2 separate regions of the Homo sapiens genome follow, and region 1 is linked to region 2. Evidence: chromatin loops called from intact Hi-C (ENCODE). Cell type or tissue: endothelial cell of umbilical vein. All regions are shown on one strand.

Region 1 (8,000 bases), 80 kb before region 2:
GTATCTTATATTATTTGTCATGATCAACCTTAAATCCTAGAATAAATTTGATTTAACTTTGTAGATCGTGTTCAAAAATATGGCCAGCCGCCCCTATAGCATTTACCCTCATGGAGTGACCTTCTCGCCTTATGAAGATGAAGTCAACTCTTCTTTCACCTCAGGTTTGAATCTTTCACTTCTACTGAATCCAACTAGTAACTTCTGAGAGGCTGCCACATTTTTCTGCTATTCTCCTTGCCCGGTGGTGTCACTACTGCAGTCAGGTAGTATACATGTAGGAGTATCCTAAAAATCACAGCCAAACCCTTCTCACTTCAGGAGTTTTGTCTCTTAGTGGTAACAAAATATGGTGTCTTTTATTAGTGTCATAGTGGCCTCTAGTGGAGCATTATCTAATGGCTACATGTTATCCAGGTTCCAAGTAGAATATTTAAAGAATTCAATTGAACAATGAGAACATTTAGACACAGGATGGGGAACATCACACACCGGGGCCTGTCGGGGGGGGGGGGTGGGGGGCGGGGGGAGGGATAGCATTAGGAGATATACCTAATGTTAATGACAAGTTAATGGGTGCAGCACACCAACATGACACATGTATACATATGTAACAAACCTGCACGTTGTGCACATGTACCCTAGAACTTAAAGTATAATTTAAAAAAAATAAAAATAAAAGAATTCCTTTTGCAATATTAATTGGTTCCAGCGAAAGCTTATTTATTTATTTATTATCATGAAATAACTTTGCAAATGAAAACAATTTTGAATATATTTTCTTTCAGGCAGGAACAACACCATGATCAGAGCAGTTCAACCAGGGGAAACCTATACTTATAAGTGGAACATCTTAGAGTTTGATGAACCCACAGAAAATGATGCCCAGTGCTTAACAAGACCATACTACAGTGACGTGGACATCATGAGAGACATCGCCTCTGGGCTAATAGGACTACTTCTAATCTGTAAGAGCAGATCCCTGGACAGGCGAGGAATACAGGTATTTTGTCCTTGAAGTAACCTTTCAGAAATTCTGAGAATTTCTTCTGGCTAGAACATGTTAGGTCTCCTGGCTAAATAATGGGGCATTTCCTTCAAGAGAACAGTAATTGTCAAGTAGTCCTTTTTAGCACCAGTGTGATAACATTTATTCTTTTTTTTTTTTTGTCTTGTCTATTTTTATCAGTACCATCACTGCCGAAGGCAAGTCTAGAGTGTGATAACATATTTTGTCTTAGTTTCAAATTCCAGGTCTGTTGGTATTGGATGTGTTGAGCAAGTTGATTAGCCTTTCCTAATTTCTTCCTTTTATCAAATGGGTAATAACCCTCCTAAAAATGTTACAGGTCTGTTTGGGGGTTCAGTGAGATACCATCTGGTAAAAGTATAAAGCTCTTTACCAGTCTTTGCTATTTTTAGAGACCTGCAATAGGGAGACAGAGGAGAGATTCTCTGAAAGCAACCAAATTTAGAGACATAGTTCCTAGTGAAATTGGACCCAGATTATGGCCCATCTCTGTTGAGACTAAAGTATACAGAAGAATGTGAACAAAGATACTGAATTTCTGAGTTTGTCTTCATTGAAGAATTGTAGTCTCATATTATTAAACTAAAATTCCCAATTATGCTAAACTGTAACCAAAGAGGTCTTATCTCAAGGCATACAAAATAAACATATGCCTAGAAAAAGCAGAAATGAATTTCTGGACATATGGAAGATCCTGATTTATTGAGCTAGGAAAGGAAACAGGTAGTAGAAGCATAAGGCTTTTCTATTGCAACCTTCTCTTTCATCCTTTGCACTTATTCAGAGCATATTCAGTCAATCATTCATGTTGAAAGGTGTGCAATTACAGAGATAGACAGACTTTCAGCTGCCATAGCGAAATGAGATTTTTCTTTTGGGATTTGTTTTTTTTTTTTTTTTCTTTTGAGACAGAGTCTCACTCTGTCACCCAGGCTGGAGAGCAGTGGCACCATTTTAGATCACTGCAACCTCTGCCTCCTGGGTTCAAGTGATTCTCCTGCCTCAGTCTCTTGAGTAGCTGGGATTACAGGCGCCCGCCACCACCCCCATGTAATTTTTGTATTTTTTAGTAGAGACAGGGTTTCACCATGTTGGCTAGGCTGGTCTCGAACTCCTGACCTAAGGTGTTCCACCTGCCTCAGCCTCCCAAAGTGCTGGTATTACAGGTGTGAGCCACTGTGCCCGGCTCTTTTGGGATATTTTAATCTCTGAATTTTCTTATCTGTTCTGTTTGCTTTTGCATATTACCTTTAGCTCTAACAAGTGCTGTGTACACAATGGACTCTCATAAATGCCTGAATTATATGGCTTCAGTAGTTCCAAGAACTATGTCACTTTGGTTTCTGAGAACTCAGTGGTGTAGATAATTTGCTGCAATGTTAATGACTGAATACAGCACTTTTTTTTCTTTTTTTTTTACTCTTAAGTTCAGGGGTACTTATGTGCAGGATGTGCAGGTTTGTTACATAGGTAAACATGTGTCATGGAGGTCTGTTGTACTTACTACTTCATCACCCAGGTATTAAGCCTAGTATCCATTAGTTATTTTTTCTGATCCTCTCCCTCTTTCCACCCTCCATCCTCTGATAGGCCCCAGTATGTATTGTTCCCTTCTATGTGTCCATGTGTTCTCATAATTTAGCTTTCACTTGTAAGTGAAAACATGCAGTATGTGGTTTTCTGTTCTTGCGTTAACTTGCTTAGAATAATGGCCTCCAGCTCCATCCATGTCCCTGCAAAGGACATAATCTTGTTCTTTTTGATGGTCACATAGTATTCTATGGTGTATATGTACCATATTTTCTTCATCCAGTCTGTCATTGATGGGCATTTGGGTTGATTTCATGTCTTTGCTATTGTGAAGAGTGCGAAAATGAACATACGCATGCATGTGTCTTTATAACAGAATGATTTATATTCCTTTGGGTACATACCAAGTAATGGAATTGCTGGGTTCAAAGGTATTTCTGACTTTAGGTCTTTGAGGACTCACCATGGTATCTTCCACAATGGTTGAACTAATTTACACTCCCACCAAGAGTGTATAAGTGTTCCTTTTTCTCCACAACCTTGCCAACATCTGTTAGTTTTTGACTTTTTAATAATAGCCATTCTTATTGGTGCGAGATGGTATCTCATTGTGGTTTTGATTTGCATTTCTCTAATGATCAGTGATGTTGAGCGTTTTTTTCATATGCTCTTTGGCCACATGTGTGTCTTCTTTTGAAAAGTGTCTGTTCCTGTCCTTGGCCTACTTTTTAATGGGGCTGTTTGTTTTTTTCTTGTAAATTTAAGTTCCTTATAAATGCTCCATATTAGACCTTTGCCAGATGCATAGTTTGCAAAAATTTTCTCCCATTCTGAATGTTGTCTGTTTACTCTCTTGATAGTTTCTTTTGCTGTGCAGGAGCTCTTTATTTCAATTAAATCCCATTTGACAATTTTTGCTTTTGTTGCTATTGCTTTTGGCATGTTCGTCATGAAAGCTTTGCCCATCCCTATGTCCCAAATAATATTGCCTAGGTTGTCTTCCAGGGTTTTTGTAGTTTGGGGTTTTACGTTTAAGTGTGTTGTTGTTGTTTTTTGTTTGTTTGTTTCTGTTATTTTTGAGATGGAGTCTCGTTCTGTTGCCCAGGCTGGAGTGCAGTGGTACGATCTCAGCTCACTGCAACCTCTGCCTCCCATGTTCAGGTGATTCTCCTGCCTCGGCCCCTCGGCCTCCCGAGTAGCTGGGATTACAGGCATAAGCCACGATGCCTGGCTAATTTTCTTTTCTTTTCTTTTCTTTTCTTTTTTTTTTTTTTTTTAGTAGAGACGGGTTTTGCCATGTTGACCAGACTGGTCTTCAACTCCTGACCTCAGGTGATCCACCCGCCTTGGCCTCCCAAAGTGCTGGTATTACAGGCGTGAGCCACCGCGCCAGGCCTACATTTAAGTCTTTAATCCATCTTGAGTTAATTTTTGTATATGATGTAAGAAAGGGGTCCAGTTTCAATTTTCTGCCTACGGCTAGCCAGTTTTCCCAGAACCATTTATGGAATAGAGAATCCTTTCCCTATTGCTTGCTTTTGTCACAGATCAGATAGTTGTAGGTGCGCAGCCTTATTTCTGAGTTCTCTATTCTGTTCCATTGGTCTATGCGTCTGTTCTTGTACCAGTACTATACTGTTTTGTCCTCCAGAGGGCAGCAGACATCGAACAGCAGGCTGTGTTTGCTGTGTTTGATGAGAACAAAAGCTGGTACCTTGAGGACAACATCAACAAGTTTTGTGAAAATCCTGATGAGGTGAAACGTGATGACCCCAAGTTTTATGAATCAAACATCATGAGCAGTAAGTCAGAGTACTATTTTTGTTCATCAGTTTTTCATTCCTGTGGTTGAAATATGACTGTGCCTAGAGTCAGAGACATGGATTAAAATCTACTCGCTAAGGGGCACCTCCAATCCTCACTTCCAGTCCAAAGACTTGGTGATGAAATCCGTGGGTGACATCATAGCAACATTTTTAAGCAAGAGGTCAAAGGCTCACATCCTTAGAAATGCGTTTGATCTTCTATTCCAAGCGTGTGTGTGTGTGTGTGTGTGTGTGTGTACACAGACATACTCTGCGTGGTGAGGAAAAGGGTGAGAGAGTAGGACTAATGGAAGGTGTTATAGTCCATGTCAATAGTATCCTAGACTGAGTTCAGGGTGAATATATGGCTAGGACAGAAAGAAGGCAAGTAATCCAAAGATGGATTGACACATCAAAGTAGAGCAAAATGAGTATAGGGACCCAAGAGTCTTGGAAAGGCATGCATGAAGACATTTCAAGTGATCAGTAAGATTTTCAGAACAAAAGGAATTCCCTGAATGAGGGTTCCGGCATTTGCTGCAGTTCTAAAGTTCAGTGGCCAAAAGCACTGCCATGGCAGTCTGAGAGAAATGTCACTGAGCCAGCTGGAAGCAAACTTCTCCACAACAGCCAGGGTCCCCCTACTGATCCTCAGAGTCTAGAGTCATGGTAATCACCTTCTCTAGTAGGTAATCACACATGTGAGGATGATTTCTGCATGTTCTGTTCATATAGCTTCAGATGACTGACAGCTAGGGATTATCAGAGCTGACAGGTGCCAGGTCAAATAATTCAAACAGAAAATTACTCTCAGCTTTCTTTGCATAACTTCCTTTTGGCAGTGAATCTATCATAGTTCTAGACCAGTGCTGTCCAATAGAAACTACGTATGAGCTACATGCGTAATTTAAAATTTTCTGATAGCAACATTAAAAAGTAAAGAGAAATAGGTGACATTAATTTTAGTAATATGTTTTACTTAACTCAGTATATCCTGAATATTATCATTTCAACATGTAACCAATATAAAAATTAATGAGACTTACTTTATTACTAAGTCTTTGAAATTCAATGTATATTTTATACTCACAGCATATCTCAGTCCAGTCTACCCATATTTCAAGTGCTCGATAACCACTTGTAGCCAGTGGCTACCATATTGAACAATGCAGTTATAGACCATTTAGAAAAACATCTAGAATGAGGTATAAACTAATAATACATCATGTAAATTATTAAAGTCACTTAAGTGATTTAAGTAGGTATTTAAATATTTGTTAATGCCAGTCATTATACTGGTACTAAGGCTAAGAGTGGTAATCGAGGTAGACATGAGCCCTGCCCTTGTAGAAATCATACCTTTGGTTTTTTACTATGCTTAGTACATAAGTAAATAAAAATATTGCCTACAGCAGTGTCCCTTTTAACAATAATGAAATGTATGAACTGGATACTCAAATGGAAACTGTGAATACTATGTAGATTATAAGACAGCAATAAAAACTATAAAATATGCTAAATGGGCTTTATTTTTAGGGACATTACTTCTTACCCAATGACTAATATATCAAAAAGATGAATTTCTTATATTATGCTTTTCCTCCAAGTGGAATTATTAGAATATCTTTAAAGGCAGAGAATGGAGCACAAAATATTTACTATACATTTGATGAATGACTAAATCAATGTAAATGGAAGGCTTTATCTTTTTCCTGAGATTTCTCCTTTGGCTAATTTAGGAGAATAATCTCTCATTTGAAAATTCTGAGTTTGATCTTCTAGTCACATGTTAGACTAGATAAAGCTTATCTTGGATAATCACTGCTTTGACACAACCAAATTAACATGGAGACATTTATCTTAGGTATAATTAGACACATGCCCTTTTGTTGGCATAGACTTGGAATTTTAACAGATTTTACACTTTCAGCTATCAATGGCTATGTGCCTGAGAGCATAACTACTCTTGGATTCTGCTTTGATGACACTGTCCAGTGGCACTTCTGTAGTGTGGGGACCCAGAATGAAATTTTGACCATCCACTTCACTGGGCACTCATTCATCTATGGAAAGAGGCATGAGGACACCTTGACCCTCTTCCCCATGCGTGGAGAATCTGTGACGGTCACAATGGATAATGTTGGTGAGTAAGAGTCTGGACACTCACAGAGGAAGCTTGCTTTGAATTTCTGGTCTATAAAGGTCTGCTGCAACTCTCCAGGCTACCAGTGCTCCTCTATGTATCTCCCTGACCCCCTGCAGGCTTTTCTTTCAATGTTTCTCATGATTTCTCTTTGAGAAATTAATGACTTAAATGGATCCAGTTCTTTAGTGTGGGTTATATTTTTCCTTCTCTGGGCAAAGTAGGAAGTAAAAATATACAACAGCAGAAAAATAAGGCATAACTCTGAGGAAGAAGCATAAATATTTTGGCCACAAAAGAGCATTTCTTTTATCAAAATGCCCTATTCGGTTTTTTGCAACAGTCATCTTCAATCATCAGGTACAGTGCCTTAAAGGCTGCTTCAGCAACAGCTTTGGAGTTTGTCAGACTGGAATGCAAGTCCTGATCTGCCAATCGATTGCTGTGTAACCTTACACAAGTTACTTGGCCACACTGAGCCACAAGTCATTTATCTGGAAAACAGTGTAATCACATCTCACAGAGTTACTTTGACCATTAAAATAGTAATATGCGCCAAGTGCCTAGCACTCAGTAGACACCAACAATGGTAACTATTGGAGACTCACCAAGAAATCTTTGATGTTCCAGCAATGCATGCCATTTCAGAGATTCAAAATTGTCCTCGTGAATTATTACTTAGAAACATCTAAATGTCTCTTATTTGTGGGGATAGAGCTCATCACCATCCCTTTAATTCTAAGACAAGATGTGCTGTTAGGATATTTATGATATTAAAAGTCCATTTTATTCTTGATTCATCCCTTTCTTAATATATTTTAAAATAGTGAGCAACTATCTGTGCTGAAAGACCTTTTTTCCCCTCTAATCTCCACTAAGCAACACTTTTGTTTTTTATTCTGTTAAGCGAGATGAACGCACTGGTCATGTGCTTAGAGTCACAGCAATGTCAAATTGCTTTAGAAAAACAAAAGTTTACTAAATATTTCATTCTCATTTTTCTCTCCTTGTGTTATTTTGACCCAGTAATCAATAGGTCACAGACAAGCAGTGGTCCACAGCCCATACTTGAATATTCCTGACGAAAGTTTATTAGAAATTACCTGCCACAATGGATTATTGTGTTTTCATGTCTTTTCCCAGACTTCCAGATCTCTCTTCTGTCTGTCTCTCTTCTGTAGGAACTTGGATGTTAACTTCCATGAATTCTAGTCCAAGAAGCAAAAAGCTGAGGCTGAAATTCAGGGATGTTAAATGTATCCCAGATGATGATGAAGACTCATATGAGATTTTTGAACCTCCAGAATCTACAGTCATGGCTACACGGAAAATGCATGATCGTTTAGAACCTGAAGATGAAGAGAGTGATGCTGACTATGATTACCAGAACAGACTGGCTGCAGCATTAGGAATCAGGTCATTCCGAAACTCATCATTGAATCAGGAAGAAGAAGAGTTCAATCTTACTGCCCTAGCTCTGGAGAATGGCACT
Region 2 (8,000 bases):
CTCCCATTGGCTGAAGCCTGCGGTCTCTTTTCATCATCTTCATTTTGTAAACAGTACATCTTTTGCTGGGTTGATTACATACAGCTGTGTTAATGCTATAGTGCATTTAAAGCAAAAATCCTATGAGAACATATTTTTCGCCAGAGGGGATAAATGTATTTGTTAATAAGTTTATGAAGTAAGCAGTTAGTTTTCACAAGGAAAAAAGTCTGTTAGGTAAGTAATTGGGCCTGTAAATTGCTTTCTATATAATTGCCTTCATCAGAGTTTGAGCATTGTTCCCTTTTGCTATGTAGGAACCCAAGCCAGACCGTCTCCTTGTATTGAAAGTACTATGGAATGATTTCCTGATGTGCTACTCCTCTCGCCCTCTTCTCTGCTGGTCTGTGTGGTGGGCCCTCTCTACCTGTGGCTATTTTCAAGTTGTGAACTACACACAGGGCCTGTGGGAGAAAGTGATGCCTTCTCGCTATGCTGCTATCTATAATGGTGGCGTGGAGGCCGTTTCAACCTTACTGGGTAAGCAATGCAGGATAATAGAGGGTCGTGGTGGGGGAGGGATTCCTCTGGTAGTTAAGCCAGCCATAATCAGATTTATTCACCCCTCCCAAATTTGAAATAGCCTCAAAAAATGATTATTTTGAGCTAGATTTTACAATTTAGGAGGACAACTTAGAAGTACTCAAGTGGAGCAGGACTATGACTAACAAACTGGAATTTTTTTATAAGCTTTGAGTAAACCTAATATAATAATTTTCAAGATTGTTTATCCAAGTTTCCATTATCTCTGTATTTACTGGGTAGTTTTGTCACTTGATGTGAAATTTTGAATGGCAATATATAATAGTTTATAACAATAGTATCTAATATTTGTTGAATGTTAATATGTGCTAGGTACTGTTCTATGGACATTATATACATTAACTCAATCCTCACAAAATTCCTGAGATAGGTAGAATTTATCCCCATTTTGCAATGGAAACTTGGGACTGGTAGGTTAATAACTTGCTCAAGGTCATATGGATGGTAAGTAGTAAAGTCAAGACTTGAACTCAGGCAGGATGGCTTCAGAGCCTGTGTATTTGACCATCTTACTCTATTGTTCATTTCTAATTTGTTGACCTACCTCCTGAGGTTGTTGGATGGTGTTATATGATTTCTGTAAACACTTATTATCTGTCTTGGCCCTCAGAAAACACTTCATAGATTTTAGCTATCCTTATCATCATCACTGTTTTACCAAAAGGCAGAGAAGCCCTTTTGCCATGTTCTAGACTGCTCCTTGGTTTGAAGGAGAGATGACTCATCCTGCCATGATGCCAAATTAGAAGCTATGGTTCTTTTTGACTCTTGCCTCTGCTTCAGCTGCAGCATTTTTTTTCCTTAGCAATGTCCCTGTGTCTTTGTCCTGCATTTTCATCTCATTGCCACCTCTCCTAATTCAGTCTGTCATCTCAGTGGCTCCATTTTATTGATTCCATCAAGTTCAGAAATTTCTGTGTGAGTTTCAAGGCCCTCCATAATCTTGAGCTATTCTGTTTATAAGTTTGCAGATTTTAAAATTTAATAATCTAAGCTGAGTTTTTAATTTATTGCAACAGCATTTGTGTAGCAAAATAATTGGATTTTTTTTGTTTGTTCTGTAGGTGCTGTTGCTGTGTTTGCAGTTGGTTATATAAAAATATCCTGGTCAACTTGGGGAGAAATGACATTATCTCTCTTTTCTCTCCTGATTGCTGCTGCAGTGTATATCATGGACACTGTGGGTAACATTTGGGTGTGCTATGCATCCTATGTTGTCTTCAGAATCATCTACATGTTACTCATCACGATAGCAACGTATGTATTTTGGCTCATAGAAGCCTTAGGAAAAATTGTAACAGGATAAATTTTTTGGTTTCTTTACAAACCAAAATATTCAAGTTTCTAGTTAAATGAGGCAAATGGGAGGAAGCATTGTATTATATGTGCATTATCAGTTTTTCTCCTGAGGAAGCATTTAGGCAAGTTTTGTTTATTCCCATGTTTGTATGTTCCTACTGTTTTCAGATGTTTGCATGAGATTTATATCATTTAGTTGCAGAATGTTTTCATTTGGTTGGAAAGGCAATTGACAGTAGAAAGAAGGACTCTTCATGTTTAAAGATAAATGTTTACTTTTATTTAGAATAAATATTATAAGTACTCCAGAAGTAATTCTTATTTATTCACTCTTTTATTTTTTTTTAAGTTTTCAAATTGCTGCAAACCTCAGCATGGAACGCTATGCCCTAGTATTTGGTGTAAATACCTTCATTGCCCTGGCACTGCAGACGCTGCTCACTCTAATTGTGGTAGATGCCAGTGGCCTTGGATTAGAAATTACCACTCAGGTAAGATCTCTCCTTTGGCATCGAAGGTAGTATGTGTGACTTGATCAGGGTGACAGAAGTATATGTATGCTTAATGAAAACAAATCCAAACAATAGGGAACAGATGTAAAGTAAAAGCATACCCTCCTTCCTTCATTCAACATCTTCTCCCCTATCCTTAGTTCTTTTCTCCTGGGAGGGTGTTGGGATTGTCAGGTCTTAGAACATTCCCGAGTGTAACTCATCAGCCCAATGGGGCTGTTTCAGCTGAGAGGTAATATTGATTCCTTACAGACCAAGACCTTCTGCTTCCTCATCCATTATTTCCCTCTATACTTAAATCTATGCTTGGAATACTGTATCCCATGTTTGAGATTCCCTGCTTCATCTCACAACTCTTTAAGTCTCCTCCCTTCTTTATTTAAAACACCCCTCACCCAAATACCACGGTAATGCCTTGCTGCTGATGAACAACATTATGATTTGTAACTTATGACTATTGAGAAACTTGCACCAACACCCAACAACAATGTGAATACTTTTTACGTTCAGGAATTGTATAGTTGTATATGCCTTCATGCATTGTGAGTTTTAAGTATATCTTGTTTTGTACTTTGGTAAAATGGGCAACTGAATGAATCAAGAAGTATTTACTCCCACCCCCATCCCAACCCAAATGATTTCTTCCCAACATATTAGCCGTAATTAACTTTGTTTTTACTGAAGCGATCTAAGAGAGAAATAGTAATAATAGACAATGTGCATTGAGTGCCTCTACGTGTCAAGTGCTTTATATAGGATTTGTAGGGTTGCTGTATTAGACATGAAGAAGATGAGTCTGAGAGATGTTAAGTGACTTGTCCATACCATCACTAGTAGTGTTCCAGAGCTTAGAGTTAAACCAACATCTAACCCCAAAACTTATTTCAGGATGGAAAGTAGGAGAGAAACTTAAGTGCTTGCCATCCTCCCTGTATAAGGGAGAGTTCCCAGGACTATTACAGTTGAGGGAAACATGGCTGTCATTGGAAGTGGAAATTTGTCAGCAGATTCTTATAGAAATGGTGGATTTAAACACGTGGAATAATAGGATTTTATGGGTGGTGCTGAAACCCTAACTGCCATGATTGATTAATGGCTTCCTGCAGAAGTGTAGCCAACATTGAAAGAAACTGGCTCAGTGATTTAAGGCCATACTCTCATTGTACTTTTGAACCAGTTTGTAAGTATTTAGTATGTTATTTTAAGAAGATGATGATGATGATGATGTTAATAAACCATATAGTCACATTAAAATTTCGCTTAGGGCATCATCCGCCGCAAACTAACACAGGAACAGAAAACCAAACACTGCATGTTCTCACTCATAAGTCGGTGTTGGACAATGAGAACACATGGACACAGGGAGGGGAACAACACACATTGGGGCCTGTTGGGGGGTGGGAGGCAAGGGAAGGGAGAGCATTAGGACAAATACCTAATGTATGCAGGGCTTAAAACCTAGATGATGGGTTGATAGGTGCAGCAAACCACCATGGCACACGTATACCTATATAACAAATCTGCACATTCTGCACATGTACCCCAGAACTTAAAAAAAAAAAATTGTCTTAGGGAAGAATTCTTACATTAAGTAATCCTGTAATGGAATATAGTTGACCTGCCGCTGCCCTCTTCTGGGGAAAAATAGAGAAGTTCTTGATCTTCAGAATTTGGCCTATTTGTACCCACCTATCAGCTTGAAGGCAGAGACCAGGACTGAATTATAACAATAACAGCAACAACAATAAAAGTAATACTAACAGCATTAGCATTGTGCTAATAAGCATTTATGATCTCACTGATGGGTACCAACATCGCTGTAAAGTGAGAACTACTATGAATTCCATTTTGTAAGTGAAGAAGGGCTCAGAGATGAAGTATCTCAATCAAGTTCACGCAGCTTGTAAGGGATGAAGTCAGGATTCACACTCAGGCAGTCAGGCTTTATTTAGTACCACCGTGCTGTGATGCTGCTTTGTGTCTTCAGGGTCTGGCACGTGGTGTAAGTATGCAATATTTTTTGAGGCTTTATGGACAAATTCTGAATATACTTTATTATAGAGTAATCCTCTTGTCATTGATAATTCAATAAACTGCTTTTCCCCCTTCTAGTTTTTGATCTATGCCAGTTATTTTGCACTCATCGCTGTGGTTTTCCTGGCCAGTGGTGCAGTCAGTGTTATGAAGAAATGTAGAAAGCTGGAAGATCCACAATCAAGTTCTCAAGTAACCACTTCATAATATACTGCTGAAGGGCTTCTTCTTATAGCAAGAACTCTGCACAGCAACTGCCTGGATGTGTTTGATTTTTTAAAGCGTAGACATATATTTATGAATGTGCATTTCTTGACTTCACAGCAGCCACTTGACTAATACCTTGTGTTCCGGGAATAACATGATACTATTCAGAGGAGCCAGAAGTAAAGTTTATTTCATGGATTATTTATGAGAGCTAATTTAAGGATGACTTTTTTTCTGATTCAAAAGTGAACTTGATTTTAAAAACCAGTCAAGAGCAATCAAAGCAGCACATGGTGTTGTATACTTCATTAGCAAGTGAGTTTGGTGTTTTATAGGTCACATATGTCTGTATCTACTTAGCCAGATGCTTGGCCTGGTGGGACCAGGGCTCCACAGAGGCCACAAAATGTTGCAAGTCATGATGGATGGAAATATGTTCTAACAGCATCTGCCTCTATTCAATTTAATTCTTATTTCTGTGTTACTCATGTACATTGGTCTTTCTACATAGTTATTCTATCACTGGCAATATTTGTTCTGGTTTAGTGTTCTGTATTTTAAGGTGTACGTATCATTTCTAATTTTAAGTTATTTTAAAAAAATTCATCATATGAATGTTCTTGGTTCCCATTGTGACGATTATTTATTTCTGTAAAATTTGTTTAGAAGTACGTTTTTGCATTATTCATATGCTTCCCAGAGAAGCTCATTTAGTTAGAAAATAAGGCAAGTTTTGAAGCCTGCTAAATGAAGAGACTTAAGAAAGCTTAAGGTACGCTTGCTTGTCTTTAAATCTTCAATATGAAGGACTATTAATTCCAAGATTAAAAGTTCATATATAGGCTAAAGATGTAACTAGGCCATTTGTATTTGTATTCCCTTTTATTTCCAAAATAAAATGAAAAATCTTTTTTTAATAATTTCATCCCTATTTATAGTTTTTATATTAATTTGTTTTTCTTATCCAAGTAAAGATGTCAATAGGAATTGCATTAGTCCAAGGCCTTTTTCATAAACTGAGCCTCTTTTCAATTATTTCAATGGGACAGGAACTAGGATAGATGTGATTCCTGCATTTTTTTACCTTAAATCTGCCTTTGTTTCTAAAGGTAGATCATCTTGAATATTTGCTTAAAATTGCTAGTGATTTCATTACCAAGTTACTTGAAAAAATGTTCTATATGCATTTAATTCTGAAATCAGTCTACCAAGGGGCTGCTAGTATATGTCAGACATGAAAACTATTTTAAAGCTGACTTTGTTGCCTTATCTTGAAAAGAATCTAGATAGGTGCTTTTAACTGGGGTATTAACTTTTTTAGAATGACACAGCTGAACAGTGTTAATAATAGTGTGTCAAGATTGCAAAGTCGACATACTCATTTGGTTTAAGCAGGAATCCTAGAAGCAAATGGATGGGGATAAGAATAGGTCATTTTCTATTCACCATCCTTTACTATTAAGGGAAAGGAAAAGAACACTAGCTAAGGAAGGGAAAGGGAAGTGATATCATAAAAGTAGCAACCTTCATTTTACATTCTGTCTGTTTTTCTTTTTTTGCTTTGTTTTGTTTGTGCTAATTTGGGAATTGTGTACTCCGAAACAAGTAGAAAAGTGCTGTTTGAGGGATTTTATTAAATCTTTTTTTAATGGAATGTGGTACAAATTGTTCATGTTACCAAAGCAATATTTCCCTGGAATTTAATTCAAAGTTTGTGGCATACAACCTGAGCCTTTTCTTATATAAGACAAGAATATGTTCACATCTTGGTATGTGGCCATATTTATAGAATGCTGAACTCAATGTGCAAGTTGTACTGTATGCAGTTTTGTAAATAAGTGAAAATAATTTGTTGTACTTTTTATTCAATTCTGTATAGATTATAAAATTATTTTTATTAAATAAATATTTTACAGTATATTTTCTCTTTTTAATCAAAATTGTTTTAAATTTATCTTCTATTTCAGTAGGAGCTTTAGATTATATCTTTAAATATTTTAATAATTTATCCTAGGACAAATTTCATATTAAGTCTTCCCCTGGTCTAACTTGCCTAGTTAACCTTTTGTTATCTTTTTAATTATTCCATTGCTTTGTGATTTTTACCTTTGACTCTTCCCCCTTATTTCAGATGTTTTCCCCCTTTTTTTTGGCACCCCGTTGCACTGTTTTTTTTTTTTTTTTTGGTTTTCATGTTGGCACTGCTCTTATCTCTTTTTAAAGCATTCTTCCTTAAAAAAAAAAAAAGACACTCTCTTTGATGTTAACTGAATTTTTACAATAAAGGAAATTAAAGCAAGAGCAGAAAATACCACCTTGTTCTGAAACTTCATAGCCTCTTTGTTCCACCTCAAATTATTCTGATACCCAGGGAGGAATCTTCTTGCCATGAGTTGAGAATCATTTGTCCATTATATCCCAGAAACCTAATCAGTATTTTCTTACAGTATCCAAATGAGTACCATTTTTTAATATACCATTTCAAAATCTACTTAAGGCATTGATTTCGCTGCTTATCACCAAAGTCCTGGAAATTTTTCATGCAAAAATAAATTTTTTTTTTTTGAGACAGTCTTGCACTGTTGCCCAGGCTGCAGTGCAGTGGCAATCTCGGCTCACTGCAAACTCTGCCTCCTGGGTTCACGCCATTCTCCTGCCTCAGCTTCCCGAGTAGCTGGGACTACAGGCACCTGCCACCACGCCCGGCTAATGTTTTGTATTTTTAGTAGAGATGGGGTTTCACGGTGTTAGCCAGGATGGTCTCGATCTCCTGACCTCGTGATCCGCCCGCCTCGGCCTCCCAAAGTGCTGGGATTACAGGCATGAGCCACTGCGCCCGGCCAAAAATTTTTTTAAATATAGTTTTATAGCCCTATAGTTTCATTGCCTGTGTCTTATTACCTTTCAGATTGGAAGCCTTCAGACCAGGGACCATGTCTTATTTTTGTTTTTTGTTGCAAAACAGATTCTGGTGTCATGTGAACATTTAATTATATAAATGGTATGTGATGGACTCAGCCACCTGCCAATACAATAGTTAAATGCTCATCTTTTTAAATTTTTATTTTAAAGAGTCAGTGTTCCTAGGCTGGAGTACAGTGGCACAACCACAGCTCACTGCAGCCTTGAACTCCTGGGCTCAAGCAGTCTTCCTGCCTCAGCCTCCTAAGTAGCTGGAAATCACAGGCGGGTACCAACACACCCAGTGAATTGTTATTTTGTAGAGATGGGGTCTCACTATGTTGTCCAGGCTGGTCTTGAACTCCTGACCTCAAGCGATCCTCCTACCTTTGTCTCCCAAATTATTGGGATTACAGGCATGAGCCACCTTGCCCAGCCTTATTCTTACTGTATTTTTAAATGCAG

Evidence for each region. Peaks named below come from ENCODE experiments on the same cell type or tissue, not always from the same donor. Only the 100,000 strongest peaks of a DNase experiment are listed, where the experiment ranks them.
Region 1: a loop joins it to region 2, with 19 times the contacts of the local background. A loop is called at or near these places in 91 of 110 quality-filtered maps.

Annotation. Positions count from the first base shown.
Region 1 is chr1:169,542,804-169,550,803 of GRCh38, reverse strand. It overlaps F5 (coagulation factor V), which reads left to right. Exons shown (of 25, transcript NM_000130.5): 9 at 65-164; 10 at 789-1,003; 11 at 4,212-4,362; 12 at 6,296-6,508; 13 at 7,690-8,000. Among named protein-coding and RNA genes, the nearest start is that of F5, 40 kb to the left of the region's middle. In endothelial cell of umbilical vein, CTCF peaks have their summits at 364 (motif pointing left) and 4,205 (motif pointing right); DNase peaks (open chromatin) are centred at 353 and 4,243.
Region 2 is chr1:169,462,483-169,470,482 of GRCh38, reverse strand. SLC19A2 (solute carrier family 19 member 2) reads left to right here. Exons shown (of 6, transcript NM_006996.3): 3 at 297-519; 4 at 1,647-1,839; 5 at 2,231-2,372; 6 at 4,506-6,574. The coding sequence ends at 4,634. Among named protein-coding and RNA genes, the nearest start is that of SLC19A2, 19 kb to the left of the region's middle. In endothelial cell of umbilical vein, no CTCF peak of the experiment used is centred here; a DNase peak (open chromatin) is centred at 4,042.